Linked DNA regions of Homo sapiens: all the other regions are linked to region 4. Evidence: chromatin loops called from intact Hi-C (ENCODE). Cell type or tissue: Calu3. All regions are shown on one strand. Region 1 has its middle 17 kb from the start of KPLCE. Region 2 has its middle 11 kb from the start of PRR9. Region 3 overlaps LOC101928009 (a long non-coding RNA gene). Region 4 holds the start of LINC00302 (long intergenic non-protein coding RNA 302). Region 5 has its middle 18 kb from the start of IVL. Region 6 holds the start of SPRR1B (small proline rich protein 1B).

The links. A loop is a pair of places that touch in the nucleus more often than their neighbours do. Peaks named below come from ENCODE experiments on the same cell type or tissue, not always from the same donor. Only the 100,000 strongest peaks of a DNase experiment are listed, where the experiment ranks them.
Region 1: a loop joins it to region 4, with 2.0 times the contacts of the local background. A loop is called at or near these places in 6 of 110 quality-filtered maps.
Region 2: it touches region 4 in a loop (6-fold over the local background); 24 of 110 quality-filtered maps call a loop at or near these places.
Region 3: it touches region 4 in a loop (4-fold over the local background); 7 of 110 quality-filtered maps call a loop at or near these places.
Region 5: a loop joins it to region 4, with 6 times the contacts of the local background. A loop is called at or near these places in 8 of 110 quality-filtered maps.
Region 6: it touches region 4 in a loop (2.6-fold over the local background); 4 of 110 quality-filtered maps call a loop at or near these places.

Annotation. Positions count from the first base shown.
Region 1 is chr1:152,733,608-152,738,607 of GRCh38, reverse strand. It overlaps the pseudogene LCEP2. Among named protein-coding and RNA genes, the nearest start is that of KPLCE, 17 kb to the right of the region's middle. In Calu3, a CTCF peak has its summit at 2,763 (motif pointing right); no DNase peak of the experiment used is centred here.
Region 2 is chr1:153,226,462-153,231,461 of GRCh38, reverse strand. No RefSeq gene overlaps it. Among named protein-coding and RNA genes, the nearest start is that of PRR9, 11 kb to the right of the region's middle. In Calu3, a CTCF peak has its summit at 2,050 (motif pointing right); a DNase peak (open chromatin) is centred at 2,011.
Region 3 is chr1:153,190,862-153,195,861 of GRCh38, reverse strand. LOC101928009 (a long non-coding RNA gene) reads right to left here. Exons shown (of 3, transcript NR_110685.1): 3 at 4,186-5,000. It also overlaps a transcript of SPRR2G not described here. Among named protein-coding and RNA genes, the nearest start is that of LELP1, 10 kb to the left of the region's middle. In Calu3, a CTCF peak has its summit at 2,973; a DNase peak (open chromatin) is centred at 2,961.
Region 4 is chr1:152,651,263-152,656,262 of GRCh38, reverse strand. It overlaps LINC00302 (long intergenic non-protein coding RNA 302), which reads right to left and starts at 786. Exons shown (of 2, transcript NR_145430.1): 1 at 716-786. In Calu3, CTCF peaks have their summits at 1,846 and 2,049 (motif pointing left); a DNase peak (open chromatin) is centred at 2,072.
Region 5 is chr1:152,924,197-152,929,196 of GRCh38, reverse strand. No RefSeq gene overlaps it. Among named protein-coding and RNA genes, the nearest start is that of IVL, 18 kb to the right of the region's middle. RefSeq lists silencers at 2,822-2,901, 2,912-2,961. In Calu3, a CTCF peak has its summit at 2,969; no DNase peak of the experiment used is centred here.
Region 6 is chr1:153,030,956-153,035,955 of GRCh38, reverse strand. It overlaps SPRR1B (small proline rich protein 1B), which reads right to left and starts at 4,753. Exons shown (of 2, transcript NM_003125.3): 1 at 4,709-4,753; 2 at 3,056-3,629. The coding sequence starts at 3,610. The coding sequence ends at 3,341. In Calu3, a CTCF peak has its summit at 2,886 (motif pointing right); DNase peaks (open chromatin) are centred at 2,865 and 4,885.

The DNA.
Region 1 (5,000 bases), 82 kb before region 4:
ATCTTTTTGGAATTTATTTTTTCATTTACTCATACATTGTTTTGTGTTGATTTAGTTCATTCATTTTGAATTTAGAATCTCAGCACACTGAGTGAATATCTAATAATGAACCATGTACCTTTCATGTAGGAGGCATTTGGCTTGTCCCCAGATTTTACTATTTTGAGGAGTGCTAGCAGTTCTAAATTTTTCACTTCATATCAGCTGTTAGAAATATTATCATAGTTGTTATAATGAGAAAAGTATAGCAGAATAATCGATATAACACCAGAGAAAATGCACAGGCACCCAGAAGAGGATGGTCACCCCAACCGGCAACTAGAAAGCCAAACTGAATCTCTCTGAATGCGGGAAAGGTCAACCCAGGGTTTTCTACCACACCCTGTGAAGGGAGACTGGCCACATGACCCGCACTCTTGAGCCAGCTTTCTGTCCCCAGCCAGGACAGGGCTGGGCCCCATATAGCTAACATTGACCTATGGGGGGATGCAGCAAGATGCTGGTGAGGCTTAGTAGGGAAGAATTTATTATGTTGAAGAAGAGTGAGCCTGCCCATCTGGAGTAATATTTAGAACCTTCCTCGTGAAGATTTCAGCATCTCAGAGTCCAGGACAAGGAAGACAAGAAAAGGAGGGAAGAGCAGCAGCAGGGCTGGGTAGGTCTTCCACATCTTATTTCCTCCAGTACTGCTTGTATGAGGTCTTCATGGCCCAGGTCAGCAGCAGCCCACAGAGCAGCAGCAGGAGCCCCCAGAGCTGTGGCAGCAGCCAGAGCCCCCAGACAGCTGGCCGCTGCCACTGCCACAGCAGTTAGAGCTCTGAGGTCAGAGTCAAAGGGGCCAGTGGGGCTTGTGGTGGCTCAAGCAGCAGCCACCACCCACAGAGCTGCAACAGCCCCCAGAGCTTGAAACACAGCAGCCCCTGGAGCTAACACTGCAGCAGGAACGGACTGGAGGTGGGCATGGGGCTGGGCACTTAGGGGGACATTTTGGGGGACACTTGGGAGGAAACTTAGGAGTACACTTGGGAGGGCATTTGGGGATACACTTGGGAGGAGGCTGGCACTGCTGTTGGCTCTGCTGGCAGGACATTTAGAGAGGAAGTCAGGAAACCTAAGGAGAAATTTCATAAGCCATTAGCACAAATGTCAGGCAGATATGTATGTTGTAGACAATGAATTTCATTGAATCCTCACTCCCAAACAAGATATTTTGTGAAGATGATCCATAAATTGAATTTGGAAACTGATATGAAATGAACTTGAGTGCAAGAAAAGCTTTCCACCTTGTGTTTCTTTCTTTTTTTTTCCCCCAGTGAAAAATGCTGACCATCTTTCTACATGAGCTCCAAAATCAACCCCATAGAAGGCTTCCTAATTTGGAAACACAGCTGGCCATATGTTTAGAAACAATCCTTTAATGGATCAGTCATTCTTCTGCAGGTCAGATGGGTGTCTCTGAGAACATTTATTGGAAGAGGAGTAGAAGGAAAGAGATCAGAGGCGTAAACCTGAGCCCCTCAATTCCTGTGACTACTCTTGCTTTGTTCCTTCTCCTCTTCCTCTACCCCACTGCTCATGAGGCATTTCTTCTTGTTACTCTCCTTCCCTAAGTTAGACATTCACAGCCCCATGGTCTGCTTCTGGCATATATTTAGCAAACCAAGAGAAGTGGAGGGAGGTTGTCACTAACAAGGATACATAAAAACAAGCCCAGACCTAGGTCAACTGCAGGTTGAAGAATTCTCACACTTGTCCCTCCAAACCCAAGTGACTTCTTCTTCTCTGCCTGCCTTTTTCTGCCCTCTCTCCATGCAGTTCTGTCTGGCACCCATGAATCACCATCCAGAGCCTTCTTTGCAAAGCACTGACCTGGTTAGTGGAGGAGCAAGGGCTGTCACTAACAAGGCTAAGGACTGAGGACCCTGGCACTGGAGGCCTTTTATCCTGGGATTGGTGTCTCCCTGGGAGTGAGGCACATCCTGTGTATGCAGAACAATCACTTTCATTGCCTTAGAGGAGGTTGAACTCTTCTCACACACACTTCCAGCCCCAGGGCTCCAGGATTTCCCTGGACAGGAGCCAAGAGGAATCCCACAGGCTAGAGACTACTCCATACACGCTCCATAGATCTGCTGCAAGCCAGCCGTTCCACCTTCATACAGTCACTCATTCATTATTCCAATAAATATATATAATCTATCTTGGGCCCATAATTTTGCCAGATATCAATGACACAGATGATGTAGATTGCTCTGAGGATGTTATGGTCCCACAGTACAAATGTGTAAACAATGATTTGTAAGTTTTTGTACCATGTGATCTTGAACTCTTGTTCAGGTTTCATACAGCATTTCCCCAAGGTGGTTTTACAGTCTTTGTACATGTCTGTCTAATCTATGAACAGTATGAAAGTACGGCATGTTTTGTTAGCCTCCATATCCCATGTGCTTTGTACAGTATCTGGAACAATAAACATAGGAAAAAGATTAAACAGCAGGAAAGAGGAAGGCAGATGTTTAGAAAGCACTGAGGCATATACTCAGGCCATAATGGTGCAGCCTCTTGGCTCTTAGAATCTCTTGTATGAAGATAGATTCCCAGGAAGGTATAGTGTTATTTCACTAATACAGAATACTAATTCCTGAGAAATAAGTTATTTCAGAGCATAGCTCTGTGGAAATGAGACCAGGTTGGCAGAAGGTGGACCTAGAAGAATCCACGTGAGCATGGAAGTAAAGGCTTTGGGGAGCCTAATGGCCCCTAGAGGGCAGTGGGCACATGCAGGGCTGGTGTTGCCATCAGAGGAGGGAGGGGGTTTGAAATGTGAATAAGTTAGAATACAGACAGATATTATGTTGAACTTGGAAGTTCTAACAGACTTTTTATTGGGGGTTGAAGGTAAAGGCTGAAAGTGCTTGAGAATTAGAATAATTGCATTATTGAGCATGTCTATAGGTAGATACCTTACAGAGAAGGGAAATAAAATAAGACATAAGTGGATTTAAGTTGACATTGATTGCACCTACTAGTTAGTAAACACAGGGTTAAATTACTGTGAATAAGGAGTTAGCACTAACTTAAGGAGCTCCTATTGTAGTTAAGGAGCTCCTTAACTTTTTTTTTTTTTAATAGAACAAAGCGATCCTGTAATAGGTTTTTGCCAGGGCTCAATATAATAGGCAGATAGAGGAGAGTGTCACCTAACACAAACTGGATTGCCTCCTTGGTAATTAAGTAACCACTAAAGACACACAAGTGGAGAAGGTTACTAAAAAAGAGTATGCATGCTGAGAGAAAAAAAAAAGACAAAAAAGAGATAGAACCAGGCACAGAACCTTAGGGGTATTCCAACTTTTAGTGGGTAGGCAAAGGAGATGTAAAAATTAAGGAGTCTAAGAAAGAAAGTTGAGGCACATAGCTGGAAAAATAAAGAGAAAATCATGGTATTTTGAAAAAAAAAGGGAAAAGAAATTTCAATAAAGGACATTATCTTATATTATCAAATGCTAGGGAGACAGAATCCACAGCGACATTGGAAACAGTAGTTTCATAGTGAGGGCTAAAACTGCCTTATAATAATTTTGGAAAGAAACAGGAGAGATAAGCAGAGATCACTATTTCAAAGAGTTTAAGAGATAGATAAACAATGAATTTTTTAAAGATGGAGAAATCACAATTTCTATATGTAGAAGTAAGGTCACAATGGCAAATTGTCCATATGATGTGTGATGTTGACTTAAAGAACTACAGCAGTTCAGAGAGATTGGTTTTTAAGAAAAATTATTGAATTTTTAAATAAAAAGCTCTAATTTTAAGGGCAGGGGGTTTTAAAGAAAGAGCTACTTAAAAGCCAATGACAATTGATGAAAAGTGATGATGATACTGACCCTAATTATACCTCTGGTCAAGAGAAGCTTGAGCTGACATTAGAGACACAGAAGGTTGAAAGAAAAGAGGGAACAGGGCACAGTGTCTCACGCCTGTAATCCCAGCAGTTTAGGAGGCTGAGGTGGACAGATCACGAGGTCAGGAGTTCGAGACCAGCCTGGCCAACATGGTGAAACCCTGTCTCTACTAAAGATACAAAAATTAGCTGGGCATGGTGGCAGGTGCCTGTAATCCCAGCTGTTAGGGAGGAAGAAGCAGGATAACGGCTTGAACCCAGGAGGCAGAGGTTGCAGTGAGCTGAGATCATGCCACTGCACTCTAGCCTGGGTGACAGAGCAAGACTCCATCTCAAAAAAAAAAAAAAAAAAGAAAAGAGAGAGAGAGAGAAAAGAAAAGAGGAAGGTGACTAAAACAAATGGGAGGTATTTCAGAGTATTCATATAAAAGAATAGTTTTGGGGTCCGTGAGACAGTGAGACTTAAGTTGGCATTCCTGCTTCTTGAGAAAGTTGTGCAAACTTAAGCAAGTTACGGTTAGGGTACAGTTTCATTGTCTTCAAAATAGTGATCATAGTTCTGCTCATTTGTAAGCATGAAGTGAAATATTACCTATAAAGCACGAGTACAGGACCATGCAGGTAGCTAGAACTCAAAAGGTGGTACCAACTTCTATGGCTACTATTCTTACTACTCTACTGATTATTATTCTTTCACCTGCTTTGGTATTTTAATAGGCATTATTGTGCCTAGTAAGGCTCCTTTGTCACAAAGAAATGATATTACCTGATACAATTAGAACTGTTGATTTTGTTCTGTTTTTCTTATTGAACTCAACAAAGGCCATATGTGAATATTTATGAAGGTACATATGGAAAAAAAAATGAGGGTTAGGTGTGTCTCATTCTATGTCACTTATTAAACATATTTAATGTGCAAAGTATTGCAGCAGGTAATATGGAAGATTCAGAGAGACTTGGAAACCACACTTATTTATCTTCAAAGATGTACTTACAAAGTTTACCATCTAGAAGACCAAACAGACAAGTACTCCACTATTCTCTACAAAATTAAGGTGTGACTCGAGATAGAATCTTAGCAATGAAAATAAACAAG
Region 2 (5,000 bases), 580 kb before region 4:
AGTGCTGCTCAGTCCTGCCTCCTCCCACTCACCTTCCCACACCTGGACACCTGCAGCCAGGCATCTTTCATGAAGGCCTCTTCTGTCCTAGAGTAGGTCTGAGCTGGGATTTTCTTTGAGCAGCAAACCAATCCAGCTGCATCCAGGAACCCCACAGACTGCCCTGCTTGGTACCTCCCTTTGCTCCTCAGTCCACTCTGTTCTGTTCTGGCCTCTGTGTCCCCACTCAGGCTGTCCTCATCAAGGTCACCAGCCACTCTGCATTTCTTGACCAGTTAGTATTGGTTGACTCCATTGATTTTCCTTCCTTTCTTGGACACCTGTCTTCTCTTGTCTTTCCAGTCTCCACCCTCCTAGTTTCTCTTCCTTCACTGACCGCTCTTTGTCAGCTGGCTGTACAGGCTCCTTCTGCGCTGTCCAACCTTGAGATCTTGTGGAGTCCTCAGCTCGGTAGGGCCCTCTCTTCTTCTCCTTGGGTGATCTCAGCCACTCACATATCTTTAAATACCTTCTATGTGATGACAGCTCTCAAATATGTACATTTTTGGCCCAGATATCTCTGAGCTTCAGACATGTACCCACATATCTCCTAGTCCTCACCTCTCTGCATCCACCTAGTGGCCTAAGCCATAAACTTGGGAGTATTTCTGCCTTCTTTCTCCTCCTTTACCCCACACATTGAGTCCCCCTGCTACTCCTGTTAGTTATTCCTCCAAAACACTTAGCGTCACCCTCTTGTCTTTGTCTCCACTGCTGCCATCTACCACCTTTAGCCATAACTCTAGTAGCAGGTCCTTCCTCTCCCTATTTCATGCTTCCTCCAACATCCAGCCTTTATACATTTTGCAGATGGAATAATCTTTTGAAGCTTTGAATCAAATAAAAAGCCTCTACTGAGACCCCTTCGGGGTCTTCCCGATGCATTTTGAAAAACATCTGAACAGTATATACATGTTGTCTGAGGTTTGATGGGATACATGCTCAGGCAGGTGTGTGTTTATGCCTGTGAACAAACCTAAACAGATGCAGGTGCATATTCACCCTGGCCACAATGTGCCCACCCCAAGATAGCCCTATTGTTTAGGGTCTGGGACCCATCAGTGTCTGGCATCATGCTTGGCATTAGGTGCTCAGCAGGAGCTCAGTGAATGGATAAATGAGCTTTTGGTGTCCTCTAAGTGTAAACTCCACAAAAACAGCACTTTTGGTCTGTTTACTGCTACATCTCCAGCACCTAAAGGAAAGCTTGGCATACAGTAGCTACTCAACAAAGATTTGTTGAATGAAAAAATAAATGAATGAGAACACAATGAGTAATCTACAGATAGGCTTTGTCATTCTGGCTATTTAGGAATCAAAGGTAATGTGTTCAGTGACACTTTTGTCAGTCAATTCACATTCAAGAAAATGTTCCCTCAGATTTCCTCTCACCTCCAGCACGCTGCCATTGCCACCATCATGTAACCCATCATTTCTGTTGCTCTCACCTCAGATCGGCCTTTCCACATTACCCGAGCTAAAGAGCACCCCTCTTCCCTGGTCATTTTGTTTCATTTTCTTCAATTTCTTATTTATGCATTTGCTGAGTTGCTTTTTGTCTGTCTTCCTCCTCATGTGAGCTCTGGGAGGCAGGGATTCTGTGTATCTGGTTCGCTGCTGTAACTCCAGTGCTTGGCTCATAGGAGATTCTGTGTCACTTACTCTCACATAGGAGAAATTTGTTTTAAGGGAACAATAGAAGTGGTGGAGTCTAGATTTGAATTCCAGAAGTCTGATTCCTGAGCCTATGTCCTGAACCATTATTCGTGTTGCTCCCACCCTATAAGTAATGTAACTCTGTCTTGCACATATAGCCTTCCTCTGACTCTGTTAGATGCTGCATCTCTGTACTCTTGTCTTCTCCACATGGAGCATTGACTGGACCCGAGTGTGTGCGGCCATCTCCAACTCAGGCCAGACTGGGTGTGATTAGTAGAAGGCCAAGTGCCTCTATGGCCAGCAGGTGGTGCTGTTGGGAAGAGAAGAGAAAAGGGGTCCCCAGCGGCTTCTAAAGGAGGGAGGACTGGTTATGAGGCTGGCTTGGGAACCGGGTGATGAGGGAGGTTGAGTTGAGAAGGCCCTGCCAGCTGACCACCTCTTTTCTTTCAACCATGAATGGCGGTGGTGGCCCCCACGATACCACAGTCACCACCATCACCCCTGACCGACAACTCCAGAACACCAAGCTCCCCTCTGAGCTGGCCCTACAGGGCGAGTGGCCAGACTCTCACATGCTCGTCAGTTGAGACAGGGTCTCAAGGATGTAACCCAAACTATACATTCATTTAGTGTAAAGGTTATTCCTTCATGCATTATCCCCTGGATAGGCGACCTTAGGGGATGCCTCTCACTCCCTACCCTAGTTTTTGATGAACTCCTAAGCCATAGATTCAGTTTTAGAGATAAGTATAATAGTCCTTAAAGTATGATATTAAACATGACAGAGAGTGTGTCATCAAAGGTATTTCCCCTGGGTTAAAGCTTGTATTTTTAAACCAAGAATATGGGCATTGGAATCAGATGAGCTGGGTTTCAGCTCTGGCATTGATACTTACTGGCCGGATAATCTTGGTCAAGCTGTTAAACCTTTTGGGTCCTCAGATCATTTATCATTCATTCACTCACTTATTCCCATGTACCAGGATCTAATGGCAAACCACTGTGCCTTAGAAGAAGAGAAGTGAGTGGGAAGAGGTTCCAGTATTTGAGCAATCCCTGGGTGACCAGCCTGGCTGGACCCTCCCACCCCCATGCCTGCTCTCCATGTTGTCACTCAGTGTGGGCACTTCCTGATCCTCAGTGGCATTCAGCATTTTGCACACTCTCTCCTTCCTGACTTTTCTCTTAAATCATTGACTCCTTCTTAATCTTTTGCCAAGGGCTCTCTCTCTTCTCAACCTTTAGCTGTTGAGGTTTCTCAGGGCATGGTCTTAAGTTCCCTTCTTTTCTTAATCTATATTCTGTCACTGGATGATCTATACACCCCAAAGCTAGAATGCTACCCCTACGATGATGGCTCCCAAGTGTAGATCTCCATTCCTGAATTTTTCCCGCGCTCCTGACTCATAGATGTAAGTGCTTACTTTGTATTTCTGCTTGGTTATTCTGTATGCGTCTCAAAATTGACAGGTTCAAAACTGAGCCCCTGGTCTTCTTACCTGGACTGCACCCAAACCTGTTCCTCCTTCAGTCTTTCCCAGCTGCTTCTGGAAATGGTGGCTGCTGCTGCACAGAGACTTGGCTATAGCCATGGTGTCCCCAGTGGCTCCCGCTTCACCTCTTGCTTGCTTCCTCTAATCCATTCTCCACACTTTAACTAGAGCAATATTTACAATCTGCAAATTGAATCTTGTCACTCTCTGCTTAAAAATCTTTAATGCTTCACTCTTAGGGCAAAAGTCAAAACCTGTCACGTGGTCTCAGAGGCTTGTGGGGTCTGCTCCTGCCCACACACCTCCTGTCCCTGTCTGGGGACACAGTCCCTCTCACTCTCTATCTTTGTGTCTGAGACAACAATCAGGCTTTTCCTATATCAGAACCATCTTTTGTTTTCACTATAATTTTTTTCTTTTTGTCACCTGGACAACTCCTCCTACCTCTCCAGTTTCAGATTAAATTTTATTTTCTCATGGAAGATTTTCCTGATCTCTAATCTAAATTAGGTTCTCCAATTCATTATTTTATATAACCTAGAACTTTCTTTTGTTGAATGTAACAAAATTTAGAATTATGTATTTATTTTTGTGTATTTCTTATATTGATTGCCTCTTTTACTAGCTCATATGCTCTGAGTGCAGGGACTGTGTTTGCTTATTTATCATTGCATACCCAATACCCAGTATAGAGCTTGGCATGTAATAGGGGCTCAAAAATACTTGCTGAGTAATAGATTAATGAAAGGAAGTTTGCCTTGATATTAGACTGAACTTTGCTGAATGGGAATAGATTTTGAATGCTCGCATCAGCTTTGGAGGGTAATGTGAAGAGCATCTAAACTAGGCTATCTCAATTGTTATCTCTGAGATCTCGCGTAGGTTAATTTCTTTGAGCCTTAGTTTTTTGTCTATAAAATAGTCATATTAATATGACCTCCTTCTTTTGCTTGTTATAACGGTTATAATAGCAGCTAATATACATAAAGTGCTTAGAAAATATCTGCCACATAATATTCACCATTATTATCACTTTTAATATTATTATTTCCACTCTCTTCCTGGTGCAGGAATCACTCTACAATACCTTTGGCAGATAGTTTTGCCATCCTAGTGATGGGGAACACTCCTCTTGAAATCTCTAGCTACTTTTAATGAAATCCAAACTATTTACTATAGAATTGGCTTCACTATCATGTAAATCTATGTTAATAGTAACTATCTGCTAATAGTAATAATCATATTAACCCTTCACATTTTACAAATTACTAAATACTTCCACAAATACCTCATTCGATCCTGAGGACAGCCATCTAGGATGGGTGGGTGATCATCAGTGCAATTTTACAGATGCAGAAACTGAGGCTGGGAGATTTGCCAAAGATCATGCAGCATTTACGTAATCCAGGACTTCATTATAAAAAATCTCCAGAAGAGCTGATTGTTCACTGAGGGTGCATAAAACTATTCATTGGGAGCAGAAAGAAAAAATTTGAATTTTTTCTTTATGTATTTTTATCTTTTCTTTTAAAATTGTCTGTATTTTGTGTTTGTCTTTTAACTTTCATGATGTTAGAATGACAGTACATATCTATTGCTTCTAAATAATATGTATGTATTATATGATGAACCCCAATAGAACTTTCAACTCTTTATTAAAATATGCATTCAGAAAAGTGCATATATTGTAAATGTCCACCTCAATGAATTTTCACAAACTGAACACAACCAGATAAGCAGCCCCCAGATAAAAAAATAGAATGTTACCAGCAACACAGAAACCTTCCTTCTTCTCCCATCCAATGACCA
Region 3 (5,000 bases), 540 kb before region 4:
GGGCTGTGGGGTGCTCAGGGTGGGAGCACGAGGGAAGGAGGTGTGTGTGATGAGTGAGATAGAGTCCCCATGCCTCTAGAGGAAAGGAAGAGTCATCTCAGCATGTTCAAAACAGGCTTAGGAGCAGACTGAGGGGTCAGCTCTCTTAGGAGAGGAGGTGATAAATAAATGTTGTAATTGTCTTGATTGAAGCTGAAGGATTGGAAAGAGAAAATTCTTAAGACTTTACCATTGTCTAAAGCAGTTTTTCTTTCTTAGAATTTCGATCATCCTTGCTACTTAAGACCCCCAAAATGGTGGAACCCAGGGGTACAGAGAGCTAAGGAAGGAAAACTCCATACTTGAGATGCCTTCTTGAGCCAGCAGTGGCAGTAGTGGTGGTGGAGGCAACAGTTAGATGAACTGACTGGTCCTGACCACACAGTGTCAAAATAGAGAATGGAGAGCAGGTCTGCTGTTTACCAAAGAAGACCGAAACATGGCCCACGTGTCCAATCCTTGCTTGGAGGAGGAGCCGGGAGGATACCCTTGATGAACTGCTCTCAGATTGTTGGTCTATGAAGGTATCTTTCTCTTTCAGTAGATGAAAGGTAATTTCTGGGCTTTGTGATTCTGGAAGAAAGAGATTGGAGAGGGTGCAGGGAGCAACGTACTGCCTAGATGCTGCGGGGAAGGGAGGCTTCAGAAGAGCCTCTTTGGCTTTGGTGGTATTCCTGTTAGCATGGAGAGGAAGTCCACTTCTGCCAGCTGTGGGGTACAGAGCAGGGCTTGGGGACCCAGAAGGGGACTGGCAGGGGATCTGGCACTGCTGCAGCTGCTGCTAGGTCATCTTTCCTGTGTTGATGATACACTGCAAAAAACAGGAGATAAACTTTTATGCTTTAGTGACAGCAGTGGAGGAGCTTCCTCCTGAATGTTCACATGTGAGATATTCCCTCTCCTCTCCCTAATTCTCCATCCTTGGGGACTAAGACCTTCACTCCCACTCACTCACTGCCATGATCAAAGCCATGGTTGCCTCCATTGGAGCACAGCACTCAGCCAAGGGGAGTATCTCTGGGGCTGCACCAAGGAGCCGATGCCTGCCCATGTCTACTCCAAACTCAGAGGGCTGAGGCTGGTTACGGATGCTGCTGTCTGAGACAATCATTCTCACATTGCAATGATTCAGAAAAAAAGCAAAAAGTTTGGGAAGCACCAAGATAGAGTGCCTGTTAAAAAATGGAAAGTGGAGTAGGGGAGTTTTAGTCTGAGGAAGGAAAAGTTTGGAGGAGGGAGCACAAGCCTGCACATAATTCAAGGCTGTACCTTATGAAGACATGCTCCCAAAAGTTCCAGAGAGTGGGAGCAGCACGTGTGGGTGGAAGTGGCAGGAGGTAAGGAAGAAGTTGCTAACACCCTCTTCTCAGGCCAGTAGCAGCACTTCCTAAGTTTATCAACTGTCTGGCCCAGCAAGTGTTTAATGAAGTGCCAACTAATCTTTTGAAGGCCTTTTGGTGGAGAATAATTTGATGGGAGGCAGGACTAAATGACTTTTAGAATGTCATGCAAATTTTCCTGTGTTTTGATATATTCTATTAATAGTTATGCAGACATTTTGTCTTTTCTCCTATTATTGACTGTTTCTCTTCTTCATCTATGCTATTCCTAGTTACTTTAAAATCTGATCTCTCTTTTTTTTTCAGGAGGTTAATACATGTCAGTTTGACATTGTATCATTGAATCAGAATTGAACATCAGAAAGAGTAAAATTCCCAGGCCTTTTTTACCCTAGCCTGGGTACAAGCTCAAGATGATGCAGAAGGAGGAGCAAAGCATGGGATCCAAGAAAGTTAAGTTCCAGCTCAGGTCGAAGAGAATCATGTCTGTGATCTGTGTCTTTGGTTTCTTCATCTACAGCTGTCATCTTGTGGGCTGGAGCATGGTGGCCAGGAAGTGTGCAAGGGGCTCTGGTGTCCATGCAGCCCTCATAGACCTGAGGAGGTATGATTGCTCTAAGCCCCCAGTGGGGTTCCAGTTTGATAGCTGCCCTGGATGGAGATGTGGGAGTGAGAGAAAGGGATATGGAGGCAGGTCTAATTTACTCAGCAGCACCTCAGGTCTTTGGGACTTCCTGGTGTCTGAGAGGAGACAAGCAGAATGGACTTGCTGAGCTCCTCATCTCCAGGAAACAGTTCTTCTATAAGGATTCCTGGGCTGGGTGTTTAGCATCTTTCATATGCCCCCACCCCAATCCCACCATCTCTTTCGGAGACTTGAAATGAAATCGCTTAACATTAACTCACACCACCTCTAGCTCTGCTCTTTAGGATTAAATGAAGTTTAAAGTCATTGAGCCTCTCCCAGAGGCTAGACCCTGTGTGTGCATATGCATGCCTGTGTCCTCATGTGTGCATGTGTGTGCGTGTGAGTGTGTGTGCATGCACATGTTTGAGGGCAGCATAGGGAATGAAGATACAGAGCAACCTGGACAAATACTCTGCAGTCTAGGCAAGAGTGAGTGTGGTCACTGATGTTGAGGCACAGAGCTAAGTGTGGGGAAATATGGCTGAAGTTTGTTCAGCGTGCTGTGGAAATCCATTTGGATGATCGGTGGGGGTGAGTGGGTCACAGAAAACCTCCTGGGGAGCTGTCACCTCCAGGAATGATGTAGAGGGGATTCTGTCTCTTTCTAGGTCAATGCATATCGACCATCCTGTGGCAGTTTATCCAGTCTTTTGTCCTCTAGCTGCATTTGTTTATCTTATTGGATGTAAGAAAAGCTACATCCTTTTCTTCTCTTCACCACCAAGACTTCCTGGGCTGGTCAGCGGACAAGGAGAAGGTTTACCTAATCTCTCAAAATAAAGAAATGGAAACCTAGTCCTAGTGTGTGCCTCACAAAGGACGCACCTTGTGCTCCTTGCCAAGGCATAGCCCAGGTAGCTCTGATCTTTTGATACCACCAGTTCCCAGGTGGTGGTGCTAGAAACACATCAGTGGTTTGGGGCCGGACAGTGGATGATGGATGGGGGTTCTTACCTACACAGGCAGTAGTGTCAGCTTAAAGTTTATTTAAGAAATTCTGCCTGCTAAACTTAAACAAAAAGACTTTAAGCTGTGGAAATTGTAGAGAAAAATATATTCTACATACCTACAATGCAAAGAGCTTGAGAAAAATTTAGGCCCAGGAGAAGAGTTTAATAACAAGATTTAGAACAAGAACCAGAAGCTCTACTCTTTGTTTCAGTCTGAAATCAACCAGCAGGTACATTCCTGTGCACAGTGAAGGGACCCAGGAACCTATAATCTTGACTAGGCAAAAGGGAAGTGGGTGCAATTTGGGGGGACCTTCCCAATCCTACTATAAAATTAGTTCTTATCCTTTCTCTTCCATCTCCACTCTTGATTGTTCTTGAAATTTTTTATCCTTCAGGTATATTTTTCAATTGACTATGATGTGGTTTTGCCTCCATGGAAATAAGGGAGAGGCTATTGTGTGGCTGGTGGGAGGAGAACTGGGATATAATATGATTAGATTCAAACTTCCATAATCACTGAATATGATTAGCTCCCAAGGAAACTCCTGCCAGTTGCACTTAGGAACCCAAGGAAGAAACCCAGATAGGAACCCAGGAGACATCCTCTGCTCTGCCTTCTTCCTCAGCTTCCACAAGCCTGCACATAATTCAAGGCTGTCCCTTATGAAGACATACATTCAATACATCATCCCACATGCCCTCTGTGCCTAATAGAAGCCCTCGTCAGATCAGCCTAATGGTTCATGCAGCACATGTGTGTCCCCACTGCTGCAGGAGACAACCGAGGAGGCTTCTCTAGTGAGCCTCAGTGTCTTATTCTCTTTGTCTTCAGGTTTTATAAACTAGATGCTTTCTAGCTGTTGTTGTCAATGGTTGTTGAATAATGGTACAGAACTCAATTTAGCAGTGCTAAATTGGTTCTGATTAATGATTATTGAATTAAAGGTCAGAACTTAATTTAGCTGGATAGTTAAACAACAGGCATAAATAAAACCCACAAGTAAGCTGAGACCAAGGAGAATGTCCTCAACCCTTTGAGACTTGTGCTACTGTGGTGTGTTGTGCTCTGAGACCCTGGAGACCTGGCCTACAATCATGCCCTAGACCAGTGGTTGTCAAAGTGTGGTGTGGGAACCTTGGGGTCCCTGAGATGCATTCAGTAGGGTCAGTGAGATCAAAACAATTTTAATCATAATGCTGACATTATTTGACTTTTTTACTCATATTTTTTCATTAGTCTATGGTAGAATTTTCCGGAGAGTAGATGATATGCAATGACATCATCACTCTGCCAGCTAGTGCAATATCTACTTATGTAAAATGTGTTATTTTCTAGTTTTAATTTTTAATACAAGAAATATCAATAGATGTAAATCACATGAATAAAATCTACTTAGGGTCCTTAATAATCTTAAGTGTGTAAATTATTTTCAAGGCCAAGTAGTGTGAGAACTGCTGCAGTAATAACTGTCTCTGGGGTCCATCCCCAACAGACTGGGCTCTGTGCAGAGCCAGGCTCACAATTCTGGTCCCAGATGCTGAGCACTCACACATCTATGAACCTTGCAGGGCCTGTCACATGCTCATCCCTCCTGCAGCCCTGACACTGATGGCTCCTTTGTGTACTCTCCTCACCTTCCTTGCATGGCGAGTCCCTAATCAGAAATGGATAGGTGCCTCATGTAGAGGTGGGTCTGGAGGCAGCTGAAATCAGAGACTGAGACTGGGCAACCAGAGGGAAAAAGAAGACCTTCTGACTTGAACCAGGTCCCCTTGTCACTCTTGGGTGGCCCCTGATTGCCTCTAGGGTCCTTCCAAGGATTTACCATTCAGTCTCCACTTTCCTCCATTTGTCCTTTGTCTCTCTGTGACTTTGTCTCTCTTGACTTTTTTACATCTCCAGCAAAGAGCAGAGACATGACCAGTCAGGGATACATATGTTTGATTGGGAAGCAGAGAGAGAAAAAAAAAACATCATAG
Region 4 (5,000 bases):
TGTTTCCTCCTTTGGAATCTACCCTGGGGCTGCTGACATATTGAACAAATCATAACCCCCCACCCTCCCCCACACACACACAGTCAAGCCAAAGCCTCCATCTTGTTCATTTCTCTGTCTCTAAGATATGGCACAGTTCTTGTCACATAGATGATGTCCAATAAATGTAGATTTCCCCCTGAAATGGAAGCACCACAAGAGCAGGGATTATCCTCCCCTCTTTTGCATACTTCTATATTCCAATGTCTAGAATAACACCAGGTAATTAGTAGGAGCTCAATAAATAGCTGGTGATATAGGAATAATATATGAATGAATAAATAAAGGAGAAAAGAAAGGTAGCCAAGAAGGGAGGGAGGAAGAGATTGGGGAAGGGAAGGAGGGAGGGAATTATATCTGAGGTAGAGGAAAGGATACCAGTTGGCATTTCATGGTAATATTGGGTATTGCCATTTTCTCTGTGTGCCTCTGCCATCTTCTCTAAGCATCTAGAAATGGATCTATGAGATGTGAATAGCGTGGAATAATCCCTCCCCAGCCAGCTGACTCAGTTGCCAGAAGCCAGATATTGGCAAGAATTTGGATTGGCTAATCCCTCTAATTCCCAGGGACTCTTAATTCCCAGGCTGGATCTTCCTAGGCCAACATCTCTCCTCCTATTACCCTCTTTTTTCCTGTCTTTCCTTTCCCCCTGTGATTTTCAACAGCTACTTACCCTTTCAGTTGTGCTCTGTCTAGGTTCCAAAAGATCCACTCACCCTGGTCAGACCCAGGTGTGGAGCAGGCAGTCCCCAGGGTGTCAGGGCAGATGAGAAGCGGGGTCCTGACACACATTTTATAGGCAGGCACTCGCCTGACTGGGCCTTAGTGAGCCATGGTTCTGGGTGGAGCAGGAAGTGGTTCCTCCCATACTGGGGCATCTGCAGGGTAATTCCTGACATTTCCCTCCCTGTCTCTTCAATCCATCCTTCCCAGGGAGATACTGAGTTACTCTTCTGAAGCTAGAGAACGAAATCTCATCAAAGTATATTATTTCCTAGGCTGGGACTCCATAAAGCGGCATAGGATTCCTGACCCTTGAGACAAGAATCTGGTTTCTCAAGACTCTATGGTCCTGTTCCTTCTTGGAAATAAATAAATAAGTTTCCTTTCTTCCTAATTCAGTCTGTGATCCAGCTTCTCACTCTCTTTCTCTTTTCAAAAACATATATTAACTGTAACTTTTTAAAGAGGATTCTTTTTTTAAATGTTTTTTCAAAATAAGGGATCCTATTGCATTCATTGAATGTCGGTGTTCTCCCTGTCTATCAAAGTTCTTCTGTAAGAACTGGATACTTACACTCTTTCCCTTCACAAAGTCTTCCCAATTTTAAGAAACTATGTTTTACTCTTACATTTTACTTAAACATTTGACATTTCAATGACTTTCTGCTAGCAAGAAATAGTATAAATATCTACGATTTCTTAAAACGTCAGGTACAATTGCTTTTGAACTATATAGACCTATTTTCACTTTATAAGTCACATTTTTCTGCCAGTAAAATTGTTACAAGTTCGCAAAATGAAATAAGTACATTATTATTTCAGGATATTCTTTTTGTCCATCAGTTCCTCCATGTTAACCTATTAGAGATTTGTATCAGTCTGTGTCCATTCAGGAAAACAGAAACACTCCTTATTTTGACAGAAACAATAAGCATTGGATTAAACAGGTGTTAGAGGATTGAAAAGGCAAATATGGAGAATTCTAGCATCACGCGGAACAGCTATTGCCACACTAAGGATAGGGAACAAGGGAAAGGAGATGGACTTCTTGAAACCTAGGAATTTAGAGGAGAGACCTGCAGAGCGAGAACCCAAGCTTCTGAGGTGGGACACTGGCTAGTGGGGCCGGTGCTTCTGAGGAAAGGAGAAGAGGATAGTTCTGGAAGTGTGGAGAAAACTGGGAACAGGAACCAACTGCTGCTGCCAGATTAAAAAAAAAAAAAAAAAAAATCTATAGGGTGACACTTACAGGCCTTTCTTTCTCTCCTGACTTCTGCGTCTCTTGCGCCCCCTAGTGACAAAACCTAATAGAGGACTGCCCGCGAAGTAGAACCACGGTTGCAAAGCCCAGGCCAGCATCACGAAGTAGAGCCCAGAAGGGTAGGTTTGGAGCTGACAGACAAGAGTTTATCAGTCCACAGAGAGCTGCTGGGGTAGATGGAGAAAATAGAGAAGCATGTTTCAAGCAGGGATGCGTGCATGATTCCACACTTTAAAAGTGCAACTAAAGTCAGTAAATGCAGAGTAAGTAGATCTATATGACTCCAGTTGAGGGTTTGCATTGCTGAAAAATGGAAGGAGGAAGACTATATTTAAAAGCCAAGTTGTAGTCAGCAGATGAAGTTGAAAATTAGGAGAAAATTTTTTATTTAATTGACTTCCTTCTATCAGTAGCAAGGAGACAGTGCAAGCTTTTGTGCAAGGCTCAAAGTGTTTAGGGTCCAACAGCAGACTGGGAATTTAAAAAAAAGTCCTCTAGCTCTGGCTTTGCCTGCATTTTCATTTGTGACTTGGGATCAGTCATTTCACCTCTGTGAGCATCAGTTTCTCTGTCTAAGGTCCATCTGACTTTAAAAATGTAATGGCAATATAATGAAAGCAGTTTTATGTTTTTTTTTAAAGTGCTTATCTGTAGCTCAAGCAAGGAGAAGAAGCACGATTATTCTCATATATTTTCTTTTTTAAGAGATATTGTTATGTCACCTAGGCTGGTCTCAAACTCCTGGTCTCAAGCAATCCTCCCACCTCAGCCTCCTGAGTAGCTGGGACTACAGGCACATACCACCACGCCTGGCTCTAATAGATTTTAAAATGTCTTTTGATAACAAAAAATTTCATAAAATTCTAGTGTCAGTCAAAATGAAGAAAAAGAAAAAATAACCTAAACTTGTGAGTTCCAGTTCAAGAAGGCTGACTGAACACATGCTGCAGACTTTTGCTAATTACTGTTTAGTGGAATAAGAATATTCTCTTTGATTACAGGTTTTCAGAGGTCTGTATTGAGAACGGTATTAAAGTTTGTTAAATTTTTTTCTACATCTATTGAGATGATCTTTTTGTTTTTTCTTTAATCTGTAAATGCACTGATTATATTGGTAGATTTTCTAATTACAAAACATACCTTCCCTTGCAAACTTTCCTCATTAGATAAGATGAAATAGTTATTGAGAGACCAGTTCTCCTAACTAACATAACTATAAAACTCAGATTAAACCAGAAATTGTGTTTTGGAAGGCAGCAGAGAAGTGCTGCAGCAGTGTGAACTGGAGGAGCTAAGACTCCAGGGAGAGGAGCTGACTTCTGCAACCACTTTTAATCCTGAGAGTATTTGTCAATTCTGGGCAGGTAAAACACTAAGAATCCAGATTTTAAGCATGGAAAGAACATAGCTGGGAGACAAAGAAATCAACTGAGCCTGTAGCAGAGACATGGGGGCCCTCAAGTGCACACCTAGTTTTCCCCTAAGGTATTTGACAAGTTCAGGGATATGTAGGACAATAAGCTAAAACCTAAGTGGGAAGTCTCTAGAACGCTGCAAAGCTTTTTATGGTTGATGAGACTAAGATTAGAGTTCAGGAATATATCTGTTAACTATGGCCTCAATTATAGTGCACAACGACAACGTAATAAACAAAATGCATAGAACAATTATTTATTTAGCTTGTGAGAGTGCAGGTCTTCAGGGTGATGGAGGTCAAATGTGACCTAGGCTGGGCTCAGCTGGGTGGTTCAGCTCTGCTCCACGGGTCTTTCATTCCTCCTTTTGGGTCCTGTAGGCTATCTTGGACATGTTTTCCTTGTGGGCATGGGATACCATCACTGCTCCGTTATTCTATTGACCAAAGAAAGCCAGAAGGCCAAACTCGAGGTCAAGGGATTAGGAAATATATTTTGCTCCTCAGTGAGGGGAACTGCAAAGTCACAATGCATAAGGGCATGAATACTGGCAACAATGCAATCTATCTCTACCATGGGAAACCAAGGGAGGGGAGGCATCACCAAATACTTCAGGCAAATTCTAGATTTATTGAAGACTTGAAAGGAGAAGAAAAGCGTATATCTTTATTCAGAAAAAATAAAAGCAAATATATATTATGTTATCTGAGTGAAAAAATAATTTAAATATTTAAAATTGAGGAAAACATAAATGTGTATACCCAGAAAACAATGAAATAAAATGAGATGGCACACAATATGAAAAATTTTACCATAAATAAAGCAAAAATGTATATGAGTGAAAACTAATTGTGAACAAATGAACTTTGATGTGTATGCATAGTTAGTCTAAATGAAGAATGGAAATGAGCAATATAAGTCCTCTGTTAAGATTCTTAAAATATAAAGAGCATACTTCAGGGGAAATTTTGGCAGTCAACATGCATGTACTACCTAGATTATCTCTTGTCCCTTTTTACTGCTCTTGTGCACACTGCCCACCCCAACCCCCACCTTCTGTTGTTTTCTCACCTTCAACAGCCAGTACCTGCAGCTCTTCATCAGTATCTAGGCTGCCCTTGAGTTCTGGAGCCACTTTGCCCATACATGCAGAGAGCTGGAAGTACTAGGGATGTCCAGGTGGGCAGGTTCTAAATTCCCTTAGTTTTCTCCCATCTGAGAATGTCTCTATATCACCTTCATTGTTGAAAGACAGAAAATTATTTGCTGCATGTAAATATCTGGTTGACAATTGTCATTTTTGTTGTTTTCCTTCAGTACTTTAAAAATGATAAGCTACTTTCTTCTGGCCTCTGTGATTTCTGATAAGAAATCTGCAATGATTTGAATCTTTGCTCCTGTTTTAGTGATGCATCATTTTTTCTGGCTGTTTTCAAGATTACTCCTGTGTCTTTAGTTTTCAGCTGATGTTATCAGGGTTTTTTGAGCTTAGCTTGGGATCACTCTTGGTGATTTCATGAGTTTTGGGTTCACTCTGATTCTTGAAACTGTATGTTTAT
Region 5 (5,000 bases), 270 kb before region 4:
AAAACTCCTGAAAGAAAACAAAGGGGAAAGCTTCATGACATTGGTCTTTGAAATTATTTTTTGGATATGACACCAAAAACACAAGCAACAAAAGTGAAAATAGACAAATGGAACTACGTCATATTGAGCACTTTCTAGGCACAGAGAACACAAGGTACATGTTATAAAACCCACATGGTCTTTTTTCTCCCAGAGCTTACATCCTGGTGGGGGAAAAACAGATGATAAGCACATACACGATCAAGTAACAAAAAACTAAATAACGTAATTTCAGATGAGTAATGAGGGCTATGAAGAAACTACGATGTGGTAATGTTTAACTAGGATGGTCAACAAGGACTCTGTGAAACAAAGACACAGAAGCAGGGCCTGAATGATGGGATATGGTCACACAAAGGTCTGAGGACAAAGGCAGAGGAAGAGCAAGTGCAAAGGCCCTAAGACAGGCAGGTCTTGGTGTGTTCAGCAAGGACTGTATGACTACAGCAGGGTGGATGAAGAGCAGGGACTTCCCAAAGCCAAGCAGGGACCACTCCCCCAGGGTATGGGGGCTGTGGAGAGATCTGAGCTTGTAGTGACTTGATCTGAGTTTTGTTTGAGAAATGTTGCTCTGATTGCTCCTGGAAGTTAGGCTGAACCAAGGCAATTTTTTTTTCCTTTTTTTCTTTTATTATTATACTTTAAGTTTTAGGGTACATGTGCACATTGTGCAGGTTAGTTACATATGTATACACGTGCCACGCTGGTGCGCTGCACCCACTAACTCGTCATCTTGCATTAGGTATATTTCCCAATGCTATCCCTCCCCCCTCCCCCAACCCCACAACAGTCCCCAGAGTGTGATGTTCCCCTTCCTGTGTCCATGTGATCTCATTGTTCAATTCCCACATATGAGTGAGAATATGTGGTGTTTGGTTTTTTGTTCTTGCGATAGTTTACTGAGAATGATGATTTCCAATTTCATCCATGTCCCTACAAAGGACATGAACTCATCATTTTTTATGGCTGCATAGTATTCCATGGTGTATATGTGCCACATTTTCTTAATCCAGTTTATCATTGTTGGACATTTGTCTTGGTTCCAAGTCTTTGCTATTGTGAATAGTGCCGCAATAAACATACGTGTGCATGTGTCTTTATAGCAGCATGATTTATAGTCCTTTGGGTATATACCCAGTAACGGGACGTCTGGGTCAAATGGTATTTCTAGTTCTAGATCCCTGAGGAATCGCCATACTGACTTCCACAATGGTTGAACTAGTTTACAGTCCCACCAACAGTGTAAAAGTGTTCCTATTTCTCCACATCCTCTCCAGCATCTGTTGTTTCCTGACTTTTTAATGATTGCCATTCTAACTGGTGTGAGATGGTATCTCATTGTGGTTTTGATTTGCATTTCTCTGATGGCCAGTGATGATGAGCATTTTTTCATGTGTTTTTTGGCTGCATAAATGTCTTCTTTTGAGAAGTGTCTGTTCATGTCCTTTGCCCACTTTTTGATGGGGTTGTTTGTTTTTTTCTTGTAAATTTGTTTGAGTTCATTGTAGATTCTGGATATTAGCCCTTTTTCAGATGAGTAGGTTGCAAAAATTTTCTCCCATTTTGTAGAACCAAGGCAATTTTTGAGGCTCCTGTCTTCTCCCTTACCTGGGATCCTTATCAGAACCCAGCGAGGGGAGCAGGATACACATGTATATTATAAATGTATATTCTAAACTTAGTCAAGAAGAAACTAGTGTTTAGTAAGGTAGCTATGATCTACTTACTCATGACAAATGCAGATCTCTTTGCCATGTATTGTACATCATGGTTTTTCTGGAAAAGTGCATCAATTTAAAAAGTATGTTTTTGTCCATCTAAGCACATTCAACTCTGTTAGACCATAGATGCCCATGTGAGATCCAGAGGAGAGGGTCACTGTAGCCACATGGCCTCTTGCCAGAGGACTTTCTCCTGATGCCTGTCTCCCTAGCAGTGCTTCTGCCTCAGACCAGTCCTACTGCATTTTAACATGAACTTCATCCTGTTATCCCACTGCTGCCCCTCAGAGTTCTTGAACAATCTGGTGCTGCCCTGCTGTCCAGTAAGAGTAAGCATGAGGCTGGCAGGATCTGTCTTTCCACATGGGCTGGAAATCATCCACTTACTTGATTTTCAGCTCCCTTATGCCTATTGCAAAAGAATTATGGAAGGACGTAGTGGATACAAAATATTATCAAGGTCAGCCTGCATCTCTATTTTATCTCCCTTGGCTTCCTGAGCTCCAACAAACTAAACCATTAATTCCAGTCACACCCACAGTGTCCCTCCAACCCCATCTAGGCCTAACTCAGTTCCCTCTGGGGCTCTGCTCCATCTTCTTTTGGTATTCATCCCCCAGTACCTATTCTTCAAAGCCCAGTTCATATACCATCTCCTTCAGAAAGGTGCATGAGCGTACCCTAAGCCTCTGTGGGATTTCCCACCTCAGTGCCCAAAGCATTGTATAGGCATGAGCTCTGGATTTGGACAACTGGGTTTGAATTTCAGTGGCTAGCTGGGTGACCTTGACCAAGCAACTTGTCCTTCTGAACCTCAGTGTCCTTGTCTCTCAGATGAGGAGGATAATCATACCAAATCATGGCATTGTTGCACCAGAAAGTTGAGATCATGCATGTAAAGCCTTTGACACTGACTGACGTGTGGCAACACTCAATAAATGGGGCACAGTTATTGTTAGTAAAAGTACTTTATGCATTTGTTTCATATCCTTGCTCTGTCTGAATCCTTCAGGGCACAAATTTCCTTATTCATCACCGTTTTCTTGGAGGTGTCTCACGCAGACCCTGGATGCCCAAGCTTTGCATTTAGGAGCCTCCCTCAGGTGAAGCCCTTTTCTCTCGGTCCTGCAATTCTACATCACAGCCCTAGAGGGTAGCAAGAGATCACAGATACTTTGGAAGGCTAGCAGGCATCCTGAGTGCTCTTCCTCTTGGCTAGCTTTTACCAGTGGTGAGCCACCCATTATAGCTTCTTGCTCAAACTGTATTTTTATTCCTTTGTGCTAGGAACATCCCAAAAGCAACAAGCCAAAGCCTATCATTGTAGTCCTTTGGGGCAACCTCCTCATTTCCCCACAGACACAGTTTGCTTTAGCTGGTAAGTTAATCAAAATCAGTTAGGATTTCCTAGTACAGAATATGTGCCCTTTACTGGGTTTCATTTTAAGGGATTAAATGGGTTCAAGAATGCAAAATGCTTTGAAAAATTCCTAACACATAAGAAAGAAGCAAAGTCTGTTTTCATGGTCTAATTAGACATGAGTAAAAGGCACAGAGGAAAACAAAAGGAACTTCTGAAATCCCAAATATGCTGTGTGAACCACTGCTTTCATTTGCTGAGCCCCTTTCGTGTGCTAGACACTAACCTAAGTACTTTGCAAGTGTTATTTAATAACGAAACCAATGCTGAAAGGTCAATATTTTTGTCTGCATTTTAATAATGAAGAAACAGATCAGAGATATGATGTAGCCTGCCCAGGATCACATAGAATGTAAGCAGAAGAGCTGGGTTCAATCTCAAGTGTGTGACTCCAGCAGACATCCTTTTAACCTCCACAGCAGTGCCTCACCTGGTCAGCTTGTTTTGTTTGCTTATAAATTATTTATTATTTTTATTATTTCCGTTACCTAGCAGAATGGTCCAAATGTTGATTTCTGAGGCATAAGAGCCAATGTTGTCCTTCCTATGTGTGATATTGTGGCATTACCGTAACTTTTACTCCTGGACAGGACAGTCTGGAGGAGATTTTTAAATGCTTGGAACTAAACAGTAGCATAAATATTGCATATCAGAACTCACTAGATATACAGAAAAAGCAATAAAAGTAAGGAGAATTAAGACTTTAAAAGTTTATATAAAATATGAAAGGCTGAAAATTAATGATCTAATACAGGAAAGTGGAATTAAAAAATAAATGCTAAAGAAAGTATATGTAGGCCGGGCGCGGTGGCTCACGCCTGTAATCCCAGCACTTTGGGAGGCAGAGGCGGGCGGATCACGAGGTCAGGAGATCGAGACCATCCCGGCTAAAACGGTGAAACCCCGTCTCTACTAAAAATACAAAAAATTAGCCGGGCGTAGTGGCGGGCGCCTGTAGTCCCAGCTACTTGGGAGGCTGAGGCAGGAGAATGGCGTGAACCCGGGAGGTGGAGCTTGCAGTGAGCCGAGATCCCGCCACTGCACTCCAGCCTGGGCGACAGAGCGAGACTCCGTCTCAAAAAAAAAAAAAAAAAAAAAAGAAAGTATATGTAAGAAAATACTAAATATAAAATGAAAAATTAATAAAATAAAAGACAAAGATATATTATATGAATCGACTAAGCCAAACCGATTCTTTGAAAAGGTGAAAAAAATAGTCAAAATTAAAAATGTTGACCAAGATAAAAAAGAGAAAAAAGTTAATATGGAAAGTTAAAAAAGGGTTGTAACTATAATTAAAACAGAAATTACAAAAAGAACCGAATTTGTAATAAATCTCAGACTTAAATGAGAAAGAGAAAACATTAGGAAGATTAATCAGTTGCTGTTGAACTTTCTTACTGTAGAGAGACTTTATTCAAAAGGATTATTGCAAGGAGGGAAATGGACCATTGCAATAGGAAGACACTCTGATTATAAGGTCCATAAATATCTCCTGTCAAACTTTCTAGATGTCTACAGTCTAACATTTTTTATGCCCTTCCTCCTGTTTTCTCAGCTCACCATTTTACCCAGGCTGTAGCTATGGCAACCACCTATGCTGAGGAGTATCCCACAGCACCTCACTTCAGCTGCACTAGGTGTCTCTCACATCTGCCCCAGGGCTCTTGACAGCCAGGCTGTGGAACACTCACAGCCGACTACTCAGTCATGCTGGTGGAAGCACAGGGTGGAAACGTGAGGAGGTTAACATCCTCCAGACAACCACTGGTTACTAGACATAGGAGTACACAGAGAGCAAGCATTCTTTTCAGTATCTC
Region 6 (5,000 bases), 380 kb before region 4:
TTGTATGTTCATTGCTGTGCTATTCACAATAGCAAAGTCATGGAATCAAACTAGGTGCCCATCGACAGTGGACTGGATAAAGAAAATGTGGTACATATACACCATGGAATGCTACATAGCCATAAAAAAGAATGAAATCACATTCTTTGCAGTAACATGGATGGAGCTGGAGGCTGCTATCCTAAGCAAATTAATGTGAGAACAGAAAACTACATACCACATGTTCTCACTTACAAATGGGAGCTGAACCTTGGGTACTCATGGACATAAAGATGGCAACAATAGACACAGGTGAGTAACAGAGTGAGAAGAGACAGAGGGGGTTAAGGGTTGAAAAACTGCCTGTTGGTTACTATGGTCACTATCTGGGTAATGGACTCATTTGTATTCCAAGCCTCAGCATCACACAATACACCCATGTAACAAACCTACAATTGTATACCCTTGTATTAGTCCGTTCTTGCATTACTATAAAGAACTACCTGAGACTGGGTAATTTATAAAGAAAACAGGTTTCAATGACTCACAGTTCCATAGGCTGTACAGGAAACATGTCTGGGAAGGCCTCTGGAAACTTATGATTATGGCAGAAGGCAAAAAGGAAGCAGGCACATCTTCACATGGCAGAGCAGGAGAGAGAGCAAAGGTGGAAGTGCTACACACTTTTAAACAACCAGATCTTGTGAGAACTCACTCACTATCATGAGAACAGCAAGGGCAAAGTCTGCTGCCATAATTCAATCTCCTCCCACCAGGCCCCTCCTCCAACATTGAGGATTATCATTCCACAGGAGATTTGGATGGGGACACGGAACCAAACCATATCGACTCCTGAATCTAAAATAAAAGTTGAAATTATAGAAAAGAAAAAAATAAAAAACTTAAAAAAGAAAAGTGAGCTGCAAAGCTTACCTAACCAAGAAGGGCGCAATCCACAATGCACACTTGAGGTTTGATTATAGAGAATAGTACTAAGAAAAGGACAATTCTACGGGTGGCAGAACAACGAATAGGAAAGTTAAAAGGAGTTCCTTTCAGAGAACAGAATCAATACCTTAAAAGGAACTTCTACCACTTCTGGTATATTGGAGTGGGAAGAGTGTGGCTTCACAATGCCTGCCCAGTTGGATTTCAGAGTACTAAGGCCTAGTGGCTGCCATGTGTCACCATTATCTTCCTTTGAACATGGTAGTTTTGATTTAGCTCTCCTGTACCTGCATTGCCATTGGATGCTGGGTAACAGGAAGAAATGGCCCATTTGTTTGTTTCATAATTTGCTGAACAAAAGGAGCCATAGGAAAATGTAATGGAGAGAATTTCATGTCATCTAGAGATCCTAGATTTTGAGCTGATGGGGACCATAAGGCTTTTTTTCCTTACGGGATTGTGTTCTGCTTATGAGACAAAGGAGCAGATGGATATTTGAGAACAAGAAGGCTATTCTGTGGCTGAAGCTTGAGGAGCTCACCCAAATCTCTGTCTTCCTCTTATTTCTAAGCACAGCAGTAAACGACATTTCTTAACTTTGTGAGGTTGACAGGGCTATGTGACCAAGTTCTAGCCAAGTCCATAAGAACTGAGGGGATACATGCCATTTCTTGTTCCAAGTGGATAAGTGCAGGGACACCTTCTCTATATTCAGTCTATTTCCCTGTTCTTGTGCTTGGATTCATAAAGCACAGCACTCAGAGATAGTGAGACCATAGGAAGGAAGGACTGTGTGTCTTCATGACTATGTGGAACAAAGACTTTACAAACCCATATTGGACTTTTATATGAGTGGAAAGTAACTTTTACTTGATGGAGCCCCAACAATATAGGGGGTGTTGTTATAGCAGCTGACCTATGCTGACTAATAATCGCATGATTACAACACTTTTTTTTCTGCTTGGTTAATTGGTTAGGTGCTAGAGGCACTTATATTTGGATATGATGGTAGATTTTACCTACTAATTAAACAAAAAAACCCTTAGGGCAATACAACATTTAGGGCAAATATTTTTCATATAGGCTTTGTAATTTTAAATAATGCAATCAAGTAAAAATGCCGTGATCAAAAATATCACAATTTCTTGAGTTATACCAATGGCATGTAATTTTTTTATTATTTCATTTTGCATCCTAAGAAAAAGAATCTCTTTTATGCTACTGCAGAACAACTTGCTTTGTCTCCCAGTTACATACAAGAGCAACCTATTTTTCCATCAATATAAAAATATATGCATATATATATGAATACACTGTTGATAACTCTATCTTGTTTAATTTGACTTGAAACATGTTGATACTACAGGGAGAGGGGTGAGGGTGGGTTTTACAGTTCTCACTTCCATGGTTCCCACCTATGTGAAAGAAACAGTCTCCAAACTGGATCAGCTTTTGTGCATTACTCTGTGAGGACTCCAGATCTTGTGTGTGTGGTTGTATATGTGTGTATGTGTGTTTGAATGAGGGGTGGGGTAGGGAGTGAAGTATATCCCTCCAGGGCACTGTAAATGCCCCTGGCAAGCACCTTAAATCCCCTTTGTTCTGTTTCAGGTCCAGAGTTGGCACTCAGAAACTAGAAATGACTAACTGAGATAAAGAACGGAGTCTGTGCATCTTTGGAGGTGTTTGGAAATCTAGGTTGTAGATATCAGAGAAATGAGTGAGAAGGAGCAGGTTAGCATATGTAGGAACAACATTACTTGAAATAAACAGGAATTGGCTGGTAAGTTAGCAGTCTAAAAGCCAGATTTGGAGAGAAGGCAATCAGGATTAGTGAGTCAGAGTCAGCTTAGACAAGTGCTAACTAAACTCTAGCATGACTCACTGAGTTGCAAGAGGAGAGCCCTTTTCCAGCCCTGGATGCCCAAAGCAACAGCCTCTAGGTGGCATTACACAACCTCCCATAGGCAGCCCAGGAATGCTTGTGGGGGCAGCCCTTCACCCTCCTAATGTGAGCATCAGATGCCTTCTGGACAAAGCCCTTCTTCACCAACTCATCTCTGTGTACAGCTCCCGCTTCACGAGGGAAAGGAATGAAGTTGTAGAGTCAATGACACACAGTCAAGAGTGGAATTGAAAGTGAATTTAATGGGGGTATAAGGGAGCTGAATCATTTGCTTTCATCTTAAGTCTCTCTTCAGATGAATTCTGAGCAGCTGAAAACTAGCTCTGGTACTAAGACCTTCAGCTTCATTCAGAGACTCAGAGTGTGTAGGAAAGAAAGCTTCATAGCACATTCTTTTTTGGGGGAGACAGAATGCTAATTGCAAGGCAAATGGGACTCATACGCAGAATGGGATAGGGGATTCAGCATCTGGTGGCCGGCTCCTCAAGGGCATGGCTGTGGACCACATTACTTCTGCTTGGTCTTCTGCTGGGCTGGTGCTGGAGTGACTATTGAAGGGCAGGGCTCAGGCACCTTGGGGTGGCATGGCTCTGGAACCTTGGGCTGGCAGGGCTCGGGCACTTTGGGGTGGCAGGGCTCAGGCACCTTGGGGTGGCAGGGCTCCTTGGTTTTGGGGATGCATGGTTCCTGAGGTGGAGGCTGGCAAGGCTGTTTCACCTGCTGCTGCTGAAGCTGAGGGGGTGGGGTGCAAGGCTGCTTCTGCTGCTGGGAACTCATGCTGCAACAGTGACTGGTCCTGGACACAGAACAGATGATTTAAGCAGAGAATAATAGGGAAGAAGCCATGGTGAATACCACTTCTGGTCTCTTAAAAAGCTATGTTCTTTCCCCTTCTTGACCACAAAGAATACTTAATTTAATTTCTGAGCCTTTGAAGAAGAGGAACCTAAAGATGATTTGCTCTTGCTCCACTGGAGCAGGGCCTCTCCTGGTGCTCTCTTTCTTCCTACACAGCACAATAACAGGCTTCTAGCAGGAATATGAGACTCATAATACTGGACCATTGGAAATGTGAGGTTCTTTGGAAAAAAAAAACCCTAACAAATTAAATCTACTCACTCATTTCTGATAAATAGCATGGCTTATCATCTATTGTATAACTCTGACCTCTCTAGAACCCCAAGCAATCCCACCTGTGGCCTGGCTCAAGTTCTCCTCTGTCTTAAATGTTTTCCTTGTTCCTACTCATTCAAGCACTAACCAAACTCCACAGATCGCTTCATATGGGACTTTTAGTGGCTTCTCTAGAAAAAACCTTCCAGAAATCTCTCTATTCCCAAACTGTCACAGAACTTGCCCTAATCACCTGGCACTGATAAGTTACTGTTATACAATGCATTTTAGCTCTTATTTCCTGATTAAATTGTAGTATCATAGATGCTTAAATTATTTCTTTGCAAACAAATTGCCAAATATAGTAAGCTCTCACAAAAGTATCTGTTGAAAGAATAAAATTCTCTGTATTAAAATTATAAATAAGAAGGAATTATAATGCCAGGGTAAGTGCTGTGGACCTGGGTTCTAGTCATTATCCCATTACAAACTTACTATGGATCCTTGAATAAACCAACCCCCTTCTTGCTGACACAGAAAGAGTGAATGAAGAACTGATAATGTCTAAATTCTCTTCAAGCCTACAGTATGAACACTTTTAAAATGAAGATATTCCTAGAGGTTATAATTCAGTTGAACAGTCTGCATGGCTATGATCAAATTCAATAATGAGGGAAAAAAATACCAAGAATGCCAAGGAGACTCTAATAAAAATTAAATACCTAGAATGGATGCTAAAGAGTTCCAAGTAAAGAGACTCACCTGGTGTGAAGAGAGGAATACTCTGTATGGTCCCTTAGAACTGGTGTAGTGTTCCCAGCCAACTGGCTTTTTATGCATGGAACAAGCCCTGCCTCAAGGAAACAGGATCCATCTGGGCTGCTGTGCCTACATTCCTTACCTGTCAGATGTGATTCACCCCTCTTCCCTCACCCACCTGTTGACTCAACTTTTGTGATGAAACTTGTGGCACTTGCTGTCTGACAAGGATGTCACCTGGGCTTTATCCCCCTGAACACCCTTTGCTCCCAGGTGTAGTGTTTACAGGAAGGGT